Regions from separate parts of the Mus musculus genome. Here region 1 is linked to region 2. A link is a contact called in ENCODE Hi-C data. All regions are on one chromosome and are shown on one strand. Each heading gives the region's core, a stretch centred on a gene start or an enhancer-like site at or near the end of the contact. The rest is flanking DNA. Distances are from core to core; before and after follow the strand shown. Region 1 holds the start of Prss44 (protease, serine 44). Region 2 holds the start of Olfr873 (olfactory receptor 873).

What was found. A loop is a pair of places that touch in the nucleus more often than their neighbours do.
Region 1: a loop to region 2 is called in a map of regulatory T cell, with 115 times the contacts of the local background. The contact joins the promoter of Prss44 here to the promoter of Olfr873 in region 2. A Hi-C loop is called at or near these places in 2 of 37 maps with a recorded cell type or tissue (T-helper 1 cell and regulatory T cell).

The regions. Positions count from the first base shown.
Region 1 is chr9:110,810,775-110,815,748 of GRCm38, forward strand. It overlaps Prss44 (protease, serine 44), which reads left to right and starts at 3,220. Exons shown (of 5, transcript NM_148940.3): 1 at 3,220-3,574; 2 at 3,826-3,982; 3 at 4,519-4,778. The coding sequence starts at 3,265.
Region 2 is chr9:20,297,221-20,302,143 of GRCm38, forward strand. It overlaps Olfr873 (olfactory receptor 873), which reads left to right and starts at 2,991. Exons shown (of 1, transcript NM_146561.1): 1 at 2,991-3,950. The coding sequence starts at 2,991. The coding sequence ends at 3,950.

The DNA.
Region 1 (4,974 bases), core at 1,970-4,469, about 91 Mb after region 2:
TCTGAGGACAGCTACAGTGTACTTACATATAATAAATAAATAAATCTTAAAAAAAAAAAAAAAAAAGAAAAAAAGAAAGGAAACCTGGAATGGTGTCCCACCTTTAATCTCAGCACTTGGAAGGTAGAGGCAAGTGGGTCTTTGTGAGTTCAAAGCCAGCCTGGACTACACTACAAGTTCCAGGACAGCTGGGGCTATGTAAAGAGGCCTTGTCTCATCACACCCACCCCCATACACACACAACAAAGAAAGGACAAATGGGCCAGAGAGATGACTTAGCCATTAAGAGCCCTGGCTGCTCTTCTAGAGAACCTGGGTTCAGTTCCTAGTACCCACATGGTACTCACAATCATCTGTAACTCCAGCTCCAGGGGATTTTACACCTTTTTCTGGCTTCTGTGAGCACGAGGCTTGCATGTAAGTATAAATATACCTGTACATATAAAATAAAATAAAAATAGAATAAAGAGGAGGAGGAAGGAGAGGAACTGCTGGTATCTATACTAAATTGATGAAATAAAAACCAACCCAGCAAACAAACTGTTGAGCAGAAGGAGCCAAGACCCCCTAATTTTAGGTTGTAGACAGTTTTCTCTCCTGTCCTCAAACTCACAATTTATGTTCTTAGTGTCGTTTGGGGGTCCACCTACACAAATTTATTCTCTTATCATGTCTATGGTGCAGAGTCGCCTTCAAAATCCTTGTATCTCACTGCGTGGAAGATGGGACAGAAAGGAGTTGCCAAGAAGGTGCTGATTTGGGCTAGATTATGTTAGAAATTTGTCAATGCCAGGACTAATCTCATTCTTTGAGTTGTGTGTTTCCTTAAACAAGAAAGGTGGTAATGTGGGAACTTTAGGAAACTGAGATGTTAGTGTTATCCTATATCTTCATCACCACCACCACCACCATCATCATCATCACCATCGTCATCGTCAGACTCTCACATAGGCCAGGCTTCCCTTGAATTTGCAAATTTGTGACAACTGAGAGACTAGTCGATAAAACATTAAGAAATAATAGCAATATGAAAACTTCTAGAAGTAAAACTAAAATGCATATTTTAAATTTGTTTTAGCTAATTCCATATACAGATACAGTGTGCTGTGATTATGTTAAATCTCTATTGCCCTCTCATCCCCGTCTCCTCTCCCTCCTCCTCCCCACTAGTTCATTCCTGTTGGTCAGCAATACTTTGTTATTGCGAGACCAAAGCAGGAACAGTATCTTCTGCAGGTGAAGTTTTCTGTTTGTACTTAAAGAATAATTAATTTATTAATTTCTATTTGTAATTAAGAATAAATTCTTGCCAGGCAGTGGTGGCGCATGCCTTTAATCCCAGCATTTGGGAGGCAGAGGCAGGCAGATTTTAGAGTTCGAGGATTAGCCAGGGCTACACAGAGAAACCCTGTCCAAAAAAAGAAAAAAAGAAAAAAGAAAAAAGAAAAAAAGAAAAAAAGAAAGAAAGAAAAAAAGAAAGAATAAATTTTTGTGTCAGGCAGCAGTGGTGGTGCACACCTTTAATTTCAGTACTCAGGAGGCAGAGGCAGGCAGATCTCTGTGAATCTGAGGTCAGCCTGGTCTACAGATCAAGTTCTAAGACAGCCAGGGCTGCACACACCCCACCCCACCCCCACACATGAAATCCTATTTCTTAGACTTGATGTTTTTCAGCCTACACTAAACATATGACCACATACACACGATGAACATCCTTACCCTGTTCCCTCCCTTCCATTGTATCTTCCTAACAATGTGTGTCTTGCCTCTGGGAACACTTTATCTGCCTATAGATCTCCCTTAGATCTCAGTTTAGGGTGAGACAGCTGGCTGGCCAGTCCCAGACACACCCCAAATCCAGCTTGCTTTAATTAAACAATTGTAGAGTTGGTCTTTTCTCCTGGAAATTCTCAAGTTTAACAGTGTGAGTGCAAGGCTGTTTAACCATTCTTCCACGAAAGGATGTCTGGATTTGTATTGATTTTTTTGTAGCAGTAATAATTTGCCACCAGTTTAGTGGCTTGAAACAACCCACCTATATTTTATAACTCTGAGGTCTGAAATCCTAAAACCATGGGAATGGAATTAGGACCTCTGCTCGCTCCGGTCGGTCCGGCTCACTCAGTCTCTGCTTGCTCTGGCCCAAAGATTTATTATTATAAATAAGTACACTGTAGCTGACTTCAGACACACCAGAAGAGGGCATCAAACCTCATTACAGGTGGTTGTGAGCCACCAGGTGGTTGCTGGGATTTGAACTCAGGACCTTTGGAAGAGCAGTCAGTCTCTTTAACCACTGAGGCATCTCTCCAGCCCCCAGATAATCTTCTTATATCAAGAGCCTTAACTTAATCTATTGTGCTTCCATTGGCCGAGTACAGTAACATACTTACTTACAAGTTCCGGGGATTAGAACACGTATGTTTTAGGGAGGCAAAGAGTCTTACTACTGCGTTATTTTTAGCTGCTGGTGAATAAAGATGTTAATACTATAAGCATTTATACAGGTTAATAGAACATAAATCTTTATTTCTTTGGACTAAACATCCAGGAATGTAATTAATGGAGTGTATGGTAATTGCATAATAAACTGCCCGCCTGCTTTTTAGAGTGGCTGTGTTTACATCCCCACCGCAGTATGCAGGCAGTCTTTCTATCTCTGCACCACTGCCAGCATCTGAGATTGTTACAGGTTTGTTTTTGAAAGCCTGATACCGATGTCTCATCGTGGTTTTAGTTTAGATTGTACTGACATGGCTAATGGGTCTTGAAGACCTTGTGGGTGTCGATTTTTCAAAAAGGTAGCAGTGTGCACCCTGTCGCAGTGATTAGGAACCTCAGGTACAACATATCTGCTAAGGAGTTTTACTCTTTTTTTTTTCTTTTTTTTCTTTTTTTTTTTTTTTTTTTTTTTTTTTCCTTTTCTTTTGGTTTTTCGAGACAGGGTTTCTCTGTATAGCCCTGGCTCTCCTGGAACTCACTATGTAGACCAGGCTGGCCTCGAACTCAGAAATCCGCCTGCCTCTGCCTCCCAAGTGCTGGGATTAAAGGCTTGCGCCACCACTGCCCGGCAGAGTTTTAGTTTTGATTGCTTCTGCTGTCTGGGAGTCAGTCGTGGATCAGGTGGAGAGAGTGGAGAACTGGGATCTGGGTGATGCGCTAAATGAAACCACCCGTTTCCTGCAGAACTGTGCGTAGCCTAGGCAACGGCCACGTGGAGGAGGAGGAGGAGGCGCTACAACAGGTTGAGGCCTTGGCGGTGGCATGGCCTTCCAGGGCTGTGACTGCTTCGGCCTTTTGGTCTGGCTCTTGCTGCTTCAGACGCGATTGGGCAAGGCTCGTATGGTTCCAGGGACGCCGTCTCTTTCTCCTCTCCCCTCAGAGAATGGCCTAGATGACTCGGGTGTAAACCCACAAGAGAGGCCACTCACAGGGATGCCTGAGACCTCGTTGCCCCGCAAGCCTGGGGACAGCACGAGGCCCCTTGATTCGATGGCATTTACTCCAGGTCAATCTTTTTCAACCATGAGTCTGTCAAGACAACCGTTTCCAACATGGGTTCCACCCACTTCAGGTGAAGTTTCTGGGCCGGCCCCGCCCCGCCCCGCCCCGCCCCGCCCACCTCCCCCCCGCATTGAACTGGCCTGGACCCGGGGGTTGGGGCTGAGAGGACACACCATTCCCTGATGAGTCTTTGAGATCCACTCACACCTGCCCTGGGATTTTCGGGGGGTCAGAGCTTTGTGCTCCAGGTTGTGAGGATCTGGCGGGTGGTGGAGCGGCAACAGCTTACCTTCAGGCCCTCCCCTCACTAACCTGCTCCAGCTTGTGGCCACAGAACTGCAAGGATAGTTGGTGGAAGGCCTGCGCCAGCGAGGAAGTGGCCGTGGCAGGTGAGCCTGCAGGTCCACAAGCAGCACATCTGTGGTGGCTCCCTCATCAGCAAATGGTGGGTGATTACAGCAGCCCACTGTGTATATGGGTGAGTGCCTGGGAATCTGGGCTTGGGCCCCTGACCAGCCACTATGGCCTGCCCCTCTTGCTTTCTATTTGAAAAAAAGGGGTGCTGGTGGGGGATCCTGCAGAGATGGCTCATGAGTGAAATCCCAGCACTTGGAAGGATTGCTGGGAAATTAGAGGCCAGCTTGGTCTACATAGTGAGTTTCCAGGCCACAGATAAAGACAACCTATGTCAAAACCAATGGGGGTGGGCACAAGATGACACTCCCAGGTTTTGGGGTGTTTTGTGTGTGTGTGTGTGTTTTGTTGTTGTTTTGTTTTTATGAGTTTCAGTTAACACCTGAACACTTGGACTTCTAATACATTCCCAAGTGTTAGTGATCAGATATCCCACTTGGAGAACCATCTGGTGGCTGGCTAGGGAGGTTAGGGGTCCCGGAGAGAACAGGGTTTCAACAGAGGGAGGTTGCTGACAGCCACGTTAGAAAACTGGGGTGGGGCTGGCAAGTGCTTCACTGTGCAGGGGAAGTGTGTAGACCCTTGAGGATCTCTTTGCAGACATCTGGATTATGCAGTGTTCATGGGAGATGCTGACTTGTGGTCCAAAAGGCCAGTCAGGATTCCAGTCCAGGACATCATCGTTCACCAGGATTTCTCCATGATGAGAACAGTTGTTCATGACATCGCCCTTGTTCTGCTGGCCTTCCCTGTGAATTACAGCGTCAACATCCAGCCCGTGTGCATCCCTGAAAAGTCTTTCTTGGTACAACCTGGGACGCTATGCTGGGTGACCGGATGGGGCAAAGTACTTGAACAAGGTGAGCCTAAAGTGAGATTCCAGCAAGTATGGACCAAGGGTCAGACTGCTTAGTAGTCTGGGATTGGTCTACAGGCTAAAGGGAGGGGTGGGGATGAAGGAGGGGGGAGAGGGAAGATATTAAGAGAGAGCAACTGTTGGTGAATTTCTATGGGTTTGAGGACTTAAGTACCAAACAGGGTGGATGCTCACCAGGG
Region 2 (4,923 bases), core at 1,741-4,240:
CAAGTGAGGATGCTTCAATCCCACTTAGAAGGGAGAAGGAAATAATCATGGGAGGCAAAGGGAGGGAGAGGCCTGAGTGGGAGATATAGGAGGAGAAGGAGGGGAAAAGGGCAACAGGATCAGATATGGGGGTGGAGGGGACAGGAGAGAAGCCTAGAGGGCCAAGAGAATGAATGTAGATAAGCAACCTCGGTGAGTGGGAGGTGGGGGAGCCCTCTAGAAAGTATCAAAGACCTAGAAGGTGAAACACTGTCAGTACTCATTGAGGGTGACCTTATCCAAAATACCCAACACTGGAGAAAGGGAACTAGAAGAGTCGACCTCCAGTAGATAGACAGGGCCTCAAGTAGAGGGATAAGGTTCCTAACCCACAGTCAAAATTCCTGACCCAGAAATGTTCCTGTCTAAAAGAACTGTAGGGACAAAAATGGAGATAAGACTGAAGGACAGGTGGACCAATGACTGACCCAACTCAGGACCCATCTCATGGTGGGGCACCAAACCCTGACACTACTATGCTATGATGTGCTTACAGATGGGAGCATGACATGGCTGTCATCTGAGAGGCCCTACCAGCAGCTAACCAAGGCAGAAGCAGACACTTAAACTCATCATTGGACTGAAGTCAGGAACCCCTATGGTTGATTTAGGGCAAGGAATGAAGAAGCTGAAAGGGAGAGTGACTACATAGGAAGACCAACAGCCTCAACTAACCCAGATCCTAGGGAGCTCCTAGAGACTGACTCACCAACCAGAAGCATACATGGGCTGGTCAGAGGCCCCTGGCACATATATTGCAGAGGTCTGGCCTCAGTAGAAGAAGATGTGCTCAATACTGGAGAGACTTGAGGCCCCAGGGAAGGGGTCACCTGGTGGGGATATAGAACACCCTCTTGGAGCCAAGTGGAGGAGGAATGGGATGAGGAAATTTGGGTTAGGAAACTGAAGTTGACAGCAATAGCTGGAATGTAAAAAAATAAAATAATTTTAAAGCCAAAACAAAACCCCTTTGAAATAAGTGCTGACAATTGAATTTTATTTCATGTATGAAAAATAAAAATAAAAAATAAGAAAAGTTGAAAGGTCTATGGATAAGACTTTCCTGAAATCTCCAAACACATTTTCTCTTTTCCTTTTACTGTTAATAGTAACAAGTCCCCAAAGAAAGGGATAAGGTGGACCAATTGGCTAATTCGGAGCTGTGTGAATTGAGCCCCCAAGGTCACACAATTGAAGTAATTAGCCAGTGCCTTCAGATTTGTACTTTGCCAGGCTTTAATGTCTCTTACAACTTTTAGGCACCTTCATTGGCTTGAGCCTGCATTTTTTTTCAAGATCTGAATATATAAGCCATGGCTTCTGTGATTATCAGGAAGAAAAGAAGCAGTTGGTAATGTCCCTGCAGAGACACAGCCTAGGCCAGTAAGTGCTAATGGAGATGGTGGAAGGGTAGAGAGACTGTCAAGGTCATTGTTTCATTGTCCTCAAGAGGTATGAGTGTTGGGATGGAGTGGAGGATACAAGCATGCAAAGATTCTGCTCCAAGGGCTGAGCTGATTTTTGGAACTGGGATGAATTCTAGGAACTTTCAGAGTCTGCTTTCTTTCCACACTGGTTATCAGTCCTGTAGGCATCTCCCCCATACCATTAAGCAAAGGATCTTGTTTTAGCAGTGAGGATTGGTACAAAGTACTTTCAACTAGATTGCAAACCTTCTGGAAGACTCCAAGTGCTGTATTTCTCATATGTGTATGTAAGAATTTATGATCATAAAAAGGATGTGATATCATATTAAAAATAGCAAAGGTGATCTCAGGCATTGGATATTTTCATAGGATTGTATGTGGCTAATACAACATTCTATAAAGTAAGTTCATTATTGTTTAATTATTTCAGCTGTGTTTCTCACCAGTGCCTTATGCCAAGGCACTTTAGGGTTAAATGCACATCCATCAAAATGGAAGTCCACCAGAGTCAAAGTTAGTGTATCAGAAGCTGTGAGTTTGAGTAAGCCCTTATTATCAAGAATTCGTGGAATAAAAAATCAAATAATTAAAAAAAAAACTCCATGAGTGAAACTAGAAATTTTCTCTGTGATTATGAACTATGCTATTTTGAATCTCAGCAATGTGATCTTTAGTCTTACAGAAGTTTTATCAATAGCCAATTCTTACACTATCTTAGATTAATAGTGTATTTTCGCAGTGTTTTAATTTCCTTTAGTTATAATTGTGTTTTCTCATCATGGAAAGGATCTTTTTCTGTTTTTTCAATTATATTTCTGTTTGTATTATTTTGTGATCAAAGTATGGCTTATATATCGTTTTTGGTCTTGTACACCTTTACTAATGTAAGTGAGTGTAGAAAGAGATGGCTAACACATGTCAGTGGAAGATGAGTTTGTTTCTATGCCTTTAGACTAGTGTTGCTTATATCCTTGGTCAGATAAGCTTCCTTTTTTAGACTCACACTGGCTCAAGTGCTGAGAACAAGAACAAGTAACTGTTAAGTGTTCAGCTCTAAGTGGGACATCTATGCCACATTACCCATGATCTAGGGAAGCATCAAATAAAATCAGGTGAAAAGAGTAAAAAAAAAAAAAAAAAAAAAAAAAAAAACTGGAGAATAGGGAGAAATCTGTGAATGTTGTCTCCTGGATATGGCATGGCTATTACATGCATGCTTATATAGAAGCTGTGACCACCTATACATGACCTATACAAAAGTATGAAAGAAGAGAACTAGATGGTATCAGAAGGATGTCACCATAACTGAGATGGGGATTGATGGGGGTAATGGGAGAATATAATCATAATATATTGTATATATGTATGGAATTGTCAAAAATTAAGTCAAAAAGGAATAGTGAGATTGCAGAAGATCAGTAATTTTGCCAAAAATGTAGTCATTTGATCATTTCACAAGACAGTTGCTTTAATCCAAAATACAGTGTCGAGTGATAGTAAACTTCTGTCATTTTTATTAACACTATGTTCATTTTCAAAAGCTGTTCAAACAATATAGAACTTCAAAACCTAACACTAGTCTCAGAATTCCATCTCATGAGAATCTCTGATGATCCAGAACTGCAGCCCATTCTCTTCGGGTTATTTCTGTCTATGTACCTGGTTACAGTGCTTGGTAACCTGATCATCATCCTGGCTGTCAACTCTGACTCCAACCTCCACACTCCCATGTACTTCTTCCTCTGCAATCTGTCCTTGGCTGACATCTGTTTTATCTCTACCACAGTCCCAAAGATGATTGTGAACATCCAAACTCACAGCAAAGAGATAATCTATGTGGGATGCCTTACACAGATGTCATTTTTGATCCTTTTTGGATGTATGGATGGCTTGCTTCTGACTGTGATGGCCTATGATAGATTTGTGGCTGTCTGTCACCCACTGCATTACTCACTCATCATGAATCCTCGCCTCTGTGGCTCTTTAGTTTGCCTGTCTCTTTTGATTAGTCTTGTGGATTCTCAGGCACACAATCTCATTGCCTTACAAATCATCTACTTCAAGGATGTAAAAATTTCAAATTTCTTCTGTGACCCTGCACAACTCCTTAATCTTGCCTGTTTTAACACATTCATTAATAACATAGTCATGTATTTTGTTGGTGCTATATCTGGTTTACTTCCTATATCTGGAATTTTCTTCTCTTATTATAAAATTGTTTTCTCCATTCTGAAAATACCATCGAAAGGTGGGAGGTATAAAGCCTTCTCTACCTGTGGGTCTCATCTGTCAGTTGTTTGTTTATTTTATGGAACAGCCATTGGAGTATATCTTGGTTCAGCTGTATCACATTCTCCCAGAAGTACTGCAGTGGCCTCACTGATATACACTGTGGTCACTCCTATGCTAAATCCTTTCATCTATAGCTTGAGGAACAAGGACATTAAAAGAGCAGTGAAGAGACTTCACAGAAGAATGTTGTAATAGTAGGGCCTGTGGCACCCATTTAGAGTGTGGGTTTGTAATTACAGCAGGGGAAAAGCATCTAGATCCATGCATCCAGTTACAATAGTTTTTGGGTTTGATGACTCACAGAAAGGGACCTATCATAACTAACCTCCAAAAGACCCAACAAGCAGCTGAAAGAGTCAGATACAGATGTTTGCACCCAAACAATGGATGGAAGCAGCTGACCCCTGTTGTTGAATTAGGGAAGGCTGAAAGAAGCTGAGGAGGAGATGGCAAAATATTGATTTGCAAAATTTCAACTTAGGAAGAGCATAATTATATTCTTTGTTAAGAAGGGAATCCTGGAAACTTCATTCAATCCTCTCACACTAGTTCTGCTTTTCACAGAAGCTCTCTACATGATAGCAGAAAATATATGTCCCTATAAAGTATGTGCTAGTAATTTCAAAGCACTATGAAAGTGATGATAAATATATAAAGAGGGTGCTTATGACTGCAACGTCATGAAGGATTTATTGTTTTCATTTTAACTCTGGAGACTGAACCTAGGCAAGCACTCTGCCATGGAGCTAAATCCCAAACCCAAAAGCATTCTAGATAAAAGGCGCCTCATAATCTGACCAATGTGTCCTACATGTTGCTCATAATTTTGCATGTATAGTCTTCTCAATGTTGTAATACCACGGGTTTTGTTCTTTTACAGGAAACAAAGAGACACTGCAGTTTAATGTAACCTACTCTAGGTGTTTAAGTGGGAATAAATGAAGCCATGTTATAATACAGCCAGATGTGGCTGTGTAGTTTTAATCCCAACATTTGGAGACAGAAGCAGGCTAATCTATGTACACAACCAGTCACAGCTATATAGTAAGACTTTGTTTCAAAAAGCAACCAAATCAAACTAAAACCAAAAGCAAAATAACAACAGCAACAACAACAAAAACAGAGATGTCACAATACAGGATACCTCTCAGAGAGGATTCTGGCC